Regions from separate parts of the Homo sapiens genome. Here region 2 is linked to region 1. A link is a contact called in ENCODE Hi-C or POLR2A ChIA-PET data. All regions are on one chromosome and are shown on one strand. The core of a region is the stretch at or near the end of the contact, and the rest is flanking DNA. Distances in the headings are between cores, read along the strand shown.

Region 1 (5,144 bases), core at 1,745-4,244:
TAAACTGAATTATATCAGGGAACAATGAGGAAACCCCATAAACACCAGGAGAGTGTGTTTATTTCCTTTGCTTCAGCCTCCGAGACACATGGTCTTTCAGCAAAGAACATAATGTATCACTCACTCCCTCTCTGATGAGAATTTAATCTTTATATCCAGATCCCACACAGCAACTACTCATAAAAAAATCAACATTTAAAAAATAAAAAATGAGGCTTCTCAAAGAACAAGTTGCCTTTTTTGTGACAAACAACACTGATCCAATCCAAGTATGTTTTTGAGCATCACAAGGCCCTGCGCTTATGGATGCCATGACATCTCTACATAACTTCCAACACCAGTTGATCTGAATCCGCATACAGGTCCACTAACCCCTTTCAGATGCAATCCTACTGGCCCTCACTGAACTAAATCTCTGTCTCAGTCTTGCTTTGTCCTTCTTGAGCTTGACATTGTTGAAAAGCTCAGGTCAGTTACTGTGCGAGGTTTCTCCACTGACAAGTTTATGGAAGACAGAGATCAACTGAGGAACTTTTTAGATTAAAGTGGACTAAAGAGATATGACAACTTAATTCAATGTATATTCTTAGATTGAATCTTGGACCCAGAAATAAGTGAGAAAATTTGAAATCTGAATAAGGTGTACATACTAGATAACACAATTTTATCGATATTAATTTCCTGATTTGGATAATTAGACTACTGTAATACAGTACTACCACAGTATATAAGAGTATAAGGTACTCTTATATACTAATGCTAGCACTCAGTAGCCAGAGAAGGCCAGTATATGGTACCCATATACTATGGTAATATAAGACAATATCTTTGTTTTTAGGAAATATACACTAAATTAGAGGTAAAGGAGAGTTATGGATATAACTTATTCTCTCAAGTGTTTCAGAAAAAATCTTTAGGGGAGTGATAAAGAGAGGGAGAGAGGCTGGCGAAACAAGTATTCTAACATTTGAGGACTGGACGTGAAGAATACATGGGAATACTTTGTACTATTTTTGCAATTTTTTCCCCAGTGAATATTATTTGTAACTATTTTTCAAGTCTAAAATTATTTCAAAATAAAAAAATTTTAAAAAGTGTGTCAGATTCATGCCCACAAATACAATAAACTTAATGTATTAGGGATATTTTTAGGTAAAAGGAAGAAGATCTCAAGATAAACTCTATGCCACCTTTTCTGTTTAAGTGCTGAGCCATTCACTCAAAGAAGTAGTAAGCAAATTTTGGCAGGTAATGTTATGGGGCCTTAAAGTGAGAAAAATAATAGGAAGAGTGGTTAAGATTTAATATATTTAATTTTTTTAAAAAGTAGTATACTCACTGTCCAATCCAGGATGGCTGATTGTCATTAATGAGATGGATTTTGTCAATGGAGAGGAAATGGCTGATGTACAGTAATTAAATCCCTGCTGCTTAGATCTGTGACATATCTGTGAAGTAAAAAAGTGAAGAACACGTTGTAAGCATATACTCTCATATTTCTAGATAAGCATAAAACCTTATAATTAGACCCACATAGTAAAATAAGGCAGTGAAGAAGCGGGTGAGAGCACAGGCCTTGTGGTCAGACAGACTTAGGTTAAAGTCTGCTCCTGCTACTTAACAGCTGCTCAGTTTCAGAGAAGTTACTTAGCTTTTCTGAGGCTTAGTTTTCTCATCTGTAAAATGGGGATCATTAGAGTATCCATTCTTTACAGTGGTTCTGTATCCCTCATAGCATCTAACAATGTTTCAAACTTAGTAAGTACTTAATAAATATCTGCTGGATGCATAATCACTTAAAAATAATTTCACTGGAAATATCAAACTACATACAATACTTGTTCTTTGAAAATCTAAATATTTCTTCATACAGATATAGTAGAATATCAGTAATAGTATTCTGATTTTACTTTATTTATTATTATTTTTTTTTAGACAGAGTCTCACTCTGTCACCCAGCTGATGTGCAGAGGCATAATCTTGGTTTACTTACTGCAACCTCTGCCTCCAGGTTCCAACAATTCTCCTGCCTCAGACTCCTGAGTAGCTGGGATTACAGGTGCGCGCCACCACGCGCAGCTAAATTTTGTATTTTTAGTAGAGATGGGGTATCACCATGTTGGTCAGGCAGGTCTCGAACTCCTGACCTTGTGATCCGCCTGCCTCGGCCTCCCAAAGTGTTGGGATTACAGGCGTGAGTCACCGCACCCAGCCTATTTTTATTTTTGAGACAGAGTCTCACTGTGTCGCCCAGGCTGGAGTGCAGTGGCATGATCTCGGCTCATTGCAACCTCTGCCTCCCAGGTTCAAGCGATTCTCCCGCCTCAGCCTCCTGAGTAGCTGGGATTACAGGGGTGCACCACCACGCCCAGCTAATTTTTTGTATTTTTGGTAGAGACAGGGTTTCACCATGTTGGCCAGGCTGGTCTTAAATCCCTGGGCTCAAATGATCCACCCATCTCAGCCTCCCAAAGTGCTGGGATTATAGGTGTGAACCACCAGGCCTGGCCTCTGATTTTAAATAATTGGAAATTGAGATTCAAGTAAAGTGTCTTAAGATCACAAACAAAACAACAGTGTATCTGGAAAGAAGCCTAAATCTCTTCCCTATCCTCTTCTAAGATGATAGTGATTCTACATGAACGTAAAGGTAACTGAAATTTGATAATTTAACTCTCTCAGTAAATTCACAGCAGCTTTGAGACCATGTAATCCAACCACCTGCAGAAGTTCCTGGTACAACATCCCTGAAAGACAGTCATCTAGTGTCCACTAGCACACTTCTGGTGATAAGAGCCCATTCCAATTGTTAACTGACTTTATCATTAATCCTTTCCCTTCACAGAATGAAATCTGCCTCCTTATGACTCACATATTGAAAGGGAAGCAGTGAAAAATCCGTTACTAGCATGAACTTGACTCACTTAGGCCAGACTTCTGATTATTTAGAGCTTGTTTCATGTGTAACCATGGCAGCTGAGGCAAACAGTTGCTATGTTTCAAATACAACTGTGAGGTCTAAAAAATGACCTCAGTGAAAGGCAGAGACTTTTAACAGGAAGTTGGCTACAGGCAACTCGTCTAGATCAGAGTGAAACAAGCAGCTCAAATGCCTACTCTGAGGTTCCATACAAGATAAAAACTATGGGTAAGTAGAGATTCCAGGAAGGCTAAGCATAGCAAGGCACTAAAACAACAACTTTATCTAGAAAGACTGAATCAGAAAGTCCACTTCAGAAAGACAGTCCATTTTAGAAACACATCAGTAGTAGTAACGTCTTACTAAAATGCAGGGTTATCTGTCAAATTCCCGGAAATATCCATCTTAGAAAAGGTATCACATAAATAATATTAAGAAAATTAAATCATTCTTATTTCCTCCTTGAAAACTCACCTACTCCAAAAACCTGGAAAAAAGCAGAGAAATTAATAGCCAGGAACTCTTGAGTTTAATACTGTTCAGCTAATAGCCACTTACACGGCCTTAGGCAAGTCATTTAAATGAGCTGGAGCTAAATCTGAAGGGATATGTCAGTCTTGGCCTATGATTCTGTTTACAAATCCACAATTTTGGTATTTTACCTCATCTTGTAAATGATTTCCAAAGGATTCTATAAATTTGAAATGCAATTTATTTTAAAGATTTTTTCACTGTTTATTTACCCTTAGCAAAGCTGTGCTCAGTAGCCATCCAAGAATTGTTCCTATTTTTTTCTTCCTTTCTCTGTTACCATTAGGCTGAGTAAATCTAAATCACTTGCTTCAACAAGCATATTCTTCATATTCTTATTTTTTCTAACTCCTTCTGAAGTATCAGAACAAGTAGAAAAATTTTTAAAAGGGGCAAAATTCACTCTTCAACTGATTTTCATTATGCCTAAATCTCTTTATTTGTCTGGTCTCACACAAGCATAAGTGTTACAATAATTACTAAGATAATCCTTCAGTGTCAAGTTTATATTTGGTCATGTTAGTGCTTCATAGTAGGATGCAATAAAAATTTAAACTTCTACACAAAGTCCTACTCAGCAAATCAAGGAAGAGGTTGTCAATGTTTTTGTTTAATTAGAAATGTATCATTAGATTCTTGCCTCAAACTCCAGTCATCTATTCAAAAACAGTTTTTTTTTAAATTGTAAGTGTTTCATTTGGAGGAAATAAGATGCATCCCAGAATGCTTTCGTAAATTAATCAGTCTTCTGACCCAAGAGGAAGAGAAAAGACTTGCAGTGAGGTACAATGATATAAAAGCAAATAATTTGAATTCTCAACTCAAAAGCTCCCCAAGGGATTGTCAAAAGTGGTAAGTGATAATGAGGACATCCAGAAGATGAGAACTAAGAAGTCACTTTGATTTGGCTGACATGGAAATCCATGACCTTCAAGACAGGAGTTTCAAGAGACTGGTAGCAGCAGAAATTAAGAGATGATTAGATGGTGATAAAGAGAAGGCAAAGGCCAGGCACAGTGGCTCACACCTGTAATGCCAGCACTTTGGGAGACTGAGGCAGAAGGATCACTTGAACTGGGGAAGTTGAAGCTGCAGTGACCTGTGATGGCACCACTGCACTCCAGTATGGGCGACAGAGTGAGACCCTGTCTCTAAATAAGTAAATAAATAAATAAAATTTTAAAAAGAGAAGGCAGGGAGCATAGATGCTCTCTTAAGAATTCTGGTAGGCATCAGAGTGAACAGGCGACCTACAGAAGGCAGAAAATTTTTGCAATCTACCCCTCTGACAAAGGGCTAATATCCAGAATCTACAAAGAACTTAAAAAAATTTACAAGAAAAAAAAAACTCCATCAAAAAGTGGGTAAAGGATATGAACAGACACTTCTCAAAAGAAGACATTTATGCAGCCAACAGACACATGAAAAAATGCTCATCATCACTGGCCATCAGAGAAATGCAAATCAAAACCACAATGAGATACCATCTCACACCAGTTAGAATGGTGATCATTAAAAAGTCAGCAAACAACAGATGCTGGAGAGGATATGGAGAGATAGGAACGCTTTTACACTGTTGGCGGGACTGTGAACTAGTTCAACCATTGTGGAAGACAGTGTGGCGATTCCTCAAGGATCTAGAACTAGAAATACCATTTGACCCAACGATCCCATTACTGGGTATATACCCAAA
Region 2 (4,819 bases), core at 638-3,137, 39 kb before region 1:
ACATTTTAAAAATACTACATGAGCCAAACAAAATATGTGTCCATAGGCTAAAGAAGATCTGGCTATCCTATTCTTTGCCATTTTGACACTAGTTTTAGTGCTTCTCAAAGTAAGGTCCTCGGACTATCAGCATCATCTGGGAACTTACTAGAAATGCAAATTCCTGGACTCTCCCCCAGAATCTGAGACTCTGGGAGTGGGGCTCAGTAAGTTGTCTTTCAATAAGCCCTCGAGTTGATTCTGATGCACATTCCAGGTTGAGGTCATGGCACTAGATAACTGTGTTTGGTGACTGACGAAGCACACAGCTCATTAATCATCTGTGTCGACGAAGTTGGAAAGCACTCCTTTGACAAGGAATGAAGAGACACTTACAGGCGACTAGAACATTGAAAACCTCACAGGCTACCTAAAAGGTATGGCCCTTAACCCACACTTTTTTTTAAGGGCCACTGGGAAAGCATGATTACATAGCATACATGCTCAGGGCAGATACCACCATAAAACAGGCACTTTCTATTCTTACGTCATGTGATCAGAGCCACCTATATTACATACCTGAGGAGAAAAGTGCTACCAGACAGGCTGGGGCTAACCATAACACCCTCCCCACCCCCACCAGCAGGTCAATGCCCCTGACCTCCACCTGCTGCCCTGATAGTCCTGAAGGAGGAAGACAGGTGTATGAACAGCAGGGTAGGCCTGCAGACGTAGTTAAGAAGAAAACCACTTTAAGAGCAATACGGAAATATTAAAATCACGAAGAAATGTATATTGAACGTGAAGAAGTTCTGAAAGCGTTTTCTTTTCTGAAAGTCTAATTCTCCAGTGTTACTCAAGAAGAAGATTGATCGCTTAAGAGAAAAAATATTTTTTAGTTATAATTTGTTCTCAAAGTTGGTACCAAATGATTAAAATAAACAAAATCCACCACAACCTCAACTCTCCCAACTCCCGAGGATTTTGCTGGTTTAAACCCTTTTATTTTAAGCCTTGTTTTAGCCAGAAAGTCTTACCTTCATTTTGACCTTTGCACAGGAGGCTAGACTTTCTCGGCAGCCTTTGTGGACAAAAGCACTGCAATCTGAAAAGAAAGCAAACCCAAGGTCACATGGACAAAGCAAACAGATCCCAGATTCTGAGTTTCCACTGCTGCCACAAGTGGCCTCTGAATTTCAAAGTGAAGTCACTCACATGTGAGAATGTGACTGAAATTACACACTGCAGTCCTCTTCTAGGAAGCAGGTCTGTGATGTTATTTGGAGGAGGAAAAACACGAGCAGATGTGATTTTTTTTTTTTCGGTGTTTGTGTCTTTATTTGGAGACCAGGAGACAGATTACAGCTTAATGAGAGGAACAACGACTCAAGTGATCTGATGGGAAGGGTGAGTTTCCTGGCCCTTAGGAAGCAACAGATGTGATTTCTAATCAACAAAAACTAGTAAGTCTGGAACTTTTCAGACAGGAAGCTGAGAGGCTACCAAAACTAAAAGTGAAAGTGTCTGCCATCAATGTGTAAGTCTAAATTACAAATAAATACATTAATAAAGCCCCTAACAGGGGTTACAAAATTTGTATGACTGTAATAAAGCACAGAATATAAAATCTGAAAAGCTTAACTACGCTGGGCTTTTTGCACCCCATTCTCTGAGACAGGAACCACACATGAAAGGTCACTGGAACCCCCACATGCACCTCTGGGAACTGTGACTTAAGAGAAAATGGAGACTTCTTGAAAGATAAAGCAGAAACCACAATTTGGCAAGGACAGCATTTTATCTCAATTCCTTTACTTTTCACTCCCTTGGCCTACAAGGGCCACTGACGTAAAAACCCAAGCCTCTGTGTCTCAGAAGGCTTACCATCAGCTCTCAGCGCTGCTATAAAGTCACATAACAGAACTGTTCCAGGAAGCCAGAGGTAAAGCAGAAACAAATGAAAGATCGGCCTGTGGGGACACTCGAGGAGACACTCTCATGGGAAGGGCTCACTCAGGAAATCAACCACAGATACCATTCACTAGGCAATGCCTCACAGACTGATTCAGGAAGCATCACAGGTCCTGTCTACATCAACTCACCAGTTAAGGGCCAACATCTCTTTTGGGCCAACATCTCTTTTAGCCCAGACACATGGATTTGTGGGGGACTGGAGTGATGATGGGGAGGGAAGGAAACCAGAAAGGAGACTGCTAGAATCCCAGACCTCAAAGGCCTATTCCATGCCTTTTGTAACACTTCCTTTAACACCCACTTGGTTCACAGGTCTCCTCCTTAATACCACTGGCACAGTGTATTGAGACTCTCTTAGGTTTTTCTCTATCCCCTCTCTGGGGCAGGGACCATTCACCCACTGCTGAATCTTCAAATTAAGACTCTCCAGCATAGTGCCTAGCTCATGCATCCTATTCAAATGCTCCTCTCTCGGCCCTACTATGCCTATTTAAACTAAAATTAGATGAATGCGCTGACACAGCCTTGATTACAGTATGTCAAACATCAATTTAGTAACACAAAAGGACAAACAGCTGTCAAACTAAATTTGACGTAGGTCCTGGCTCTGCATGTATGTATGTACTAGTATGACCCTAGTCCCTTCTTGACAGGCCTCCGTTTCCTCATCTATAAAATTAAAAAGGAGGAATCACATTTTCCCCCAGGTTCCCTCTGCTGTGATTCTATCAGATGGGTAAGTGAGTTTCAGGCTGCTGGACCCACAGCAAGAAGCATAACAAAGTGGTCGAGGCAAACGGCTTTATTTATTTTCTAGTAAGCCAAAACATGTTTCTGCCCATCCTCACGAGCACTATTCTTACTCAGGGTGTATGGTGCACCTCCCCTCCTCTGCCACAGAGATGCCCAGGACTTGCAGCTGGCATGCTCCTTTCTGGTTTCTTCCTCTCCCATTAGTTGATCCATCATATCCTTCCCATGCACAGACTTGAAAGCCCACCCCACTCAAACCCTTTCTCTTCACAAATCCCCACTCAGCTAAAGTCTTTCAAATACATCATCTTTAAGTCCATTTCTCTTTCCCTTCTACAGAAAAAGTATAAAAAGACTATGAAAAGGCAAAGTCAATGATTAGTAGATCTATGTTTTTCAGCGTGCTGAATCCTCAATATATAATGCTGAAGAGAATAAAGCAAATTACAAAAAGAGGTACTGTATGGTAGTATTTATGTAGGTTAAAAACAAAAACAAATTATATGTTGTTTATGTATGAAAATAAATTATAAAACACAGACTACGAATGCACTGAATTCATGACAGTCCTTGTCCTTGGGGAGGAAGGAAGATGCATGGGGCAGGGAAACAAAGGGGAATCTGAACTTAACCATAATGGTTTCTTAAAAAGTGAAACAATCTGAAGCCGTCTGACAGAATGTTACTATGTGTTCATTCTGAATCATGGACACATATGTGATAAATTACCTATGTATAATACTTTGTATTAACATTTTTCAAAATTAAAAAAAATTTTTAATTTTTAAAAAATCATCACACTCTAATGTCGTTCAAAGTTCCTTGGATTTGCTTATAAACATTTCCATATCCTTTTGCATAATCCATTTATCGCATCTTGTGATAACTTAAAGATAAGATTTTATTGTCTTATAATCCAGTTAAAAAAGTATATTTTTTTTCTTTTGTTTTATTGAAAATCTATAATATTTTAGGCACCTAAGGGCAACACAGGAGGTGGCAGATTTGCTGGAGAACCAGCTACTAATTCTGATCTGCAAAAGTGACCAAGAACACTATGGGCAGAATTTGTTTCCAAGTTCTGTTCTTTCTGTTCCTTTCTTCCCAACCAGTTCCAACACCCTACAGAGATTTAAGCAATGATGATTTTTAAGGGAGTGGCACTATCACGTAAAAAGGTTTCAGCAATATTCAAACTCTCAGGCCAGTGTTTGAGTGTCTGAGATGAACATAGAAGCAGAAAAAAATCATTTAAAATGTGCTTCTAGTAAAGAACTTTTCACATAAATTCACTTTTAATTAATTGAAACATGTCCCCAAACCCACAACCCAGCTGGAAGTTTAACACGCTCTATATTATGGTCATGAGTTTTCTCTTAGTGATAGTTTGCATGGACATCTCCTTAACATGCTGAAGTACCTACTTGAAAAACACTCAACTTGTTTCCAAGTTGTCCTGGACTCAATTCACAGTGACAGTTTTAGAGCTGTGCGTGGGTGATTTAGAAACTTCAGCCCCACTGACATCAGCCAAAGTCATGAGACTAAAATCTTACTCTCTGTTTGGGAAAACAGAAAATTACCAAGAACACAAGAATTGAAGACAAATCTAATACATTTTTAAGCTCTCTGCCACAAACCATACCATGTTGTTATGAAGATCAGAAAATAATTATCTGGCCTTTTATTTATTTATTTGATAGATTTCCTAATAGCAGTAGGCAATATGCTTTCATTTTTTAAAATTCTTCAAAAAGGTCTCAGCACAGTGGTTTATGGGAACAGAGCTGATCCCTAATCGGATTCCTCTGTACCTAAAACAAACAGTCCAGCCTTCAACTTCTTTCTTTGCTACAAGGAGGCATCAAACCAAAGAAAATGAAGTTAAACCCACATGACTGGAAACTATCATCTATCTATTGCTGTATCTTTTTTTTAACCCATGCCACCAACCACCACAGATCTTTGGCGAATGGTTATATACTATGTGTTTTTTATCTTTCGGAAGAAAAATAAAACAAACCATTAGCGAGGCTAACTTAAGAAAATCAACTTTATACAATGATAAGAGGAGTGGCCATGCCAAACTGAAATGAAATGACAGAATATCAAA

Evidence for each region. A loop is a pair of places that touch in the nucleus more often than their neighbours do. ChIA-PET counts read pairs that join two places held with the same protein, here RNA polymerase II (POLR2A). Pooled maps may share reads with other maps.
Region 2: a loop to region 1 is called in a map of CD4-positive, alpha-beta T cell, with 8 times the contacts of the local background. The contact joins two enhancer-like sites. A Hi-C loop is called at or near these places in 12 of 168 maps with a recorded cell type or tissue (CD4-positive, alpha-beta T cell, CD4-positive, alpha-beta memory T cell, CD8-positive, alpha-beta T cell and 7 more), 12 of 37 single-sample maps with no recorded cell type and 26 of 50 pooled maps. POLR2A ChIA-PET finds 5 or more read pairs at or near these places in 22 of 52 experiments (AG04450, CD4-positive, alpha-beta T cell, CD4-positive, alpha-beta memory T cell and 15 more).

The regions. Positions count from the first base shown.
Region 1 is chr15:85,666,026-85,671,169 of GRCh38, reverse strand. AKAP13 (A-kinase anchoring protein 13) reads right to left here. Exons shown (of 37, transcript NM_007200.5): 14 at 1,340-1,448. Among named protein-coding and RNA genes, the nearest start is that of LINC02883, 90 kb to the left of the region's middle. RefSeq lists an enhancer at 2,913-3,082. Within about 2 kb of position 2,994, at least 22 of the 41 ENCODE cell types and tissues checked have a DNase peak (open chromatin) inside an H3K27ac peak, as active enhancers do; they include CD4-positive, alpha-beta T cell, CD8-positive, alpha-beta T cell, ascending aorta and 2 more, where a contact is called at or near this core.
Region 2 is chr15:85,704,284-85,709,102 of GRCh38, reverse strand. AKAP13 (A-kinase anchoring protein 13) reads right to left here. Exons shown (of 37, transcript NM_007200.5): 18 at 1,017-1,084. Among named protein-coding and RNA genes, the nearest start is that of LINC02883, 52 kb to the left of the region's middle. RefSeq lists enhancers at 344-473, 1,446-1,755 and a silencer at 4,122-4,251. Within about 2 kb of position 1,887, at least 23 of the 41 ENCODE cell types and tissues checked have a DNase peak (open chromatin) inside an H3K27ac peak, as active enhancers do; they include CD4-positive, alpha-beta T cell, CD8-positive, alpha-beta T cell, ascending aorta and 2 more, where a contact is called at or near this core.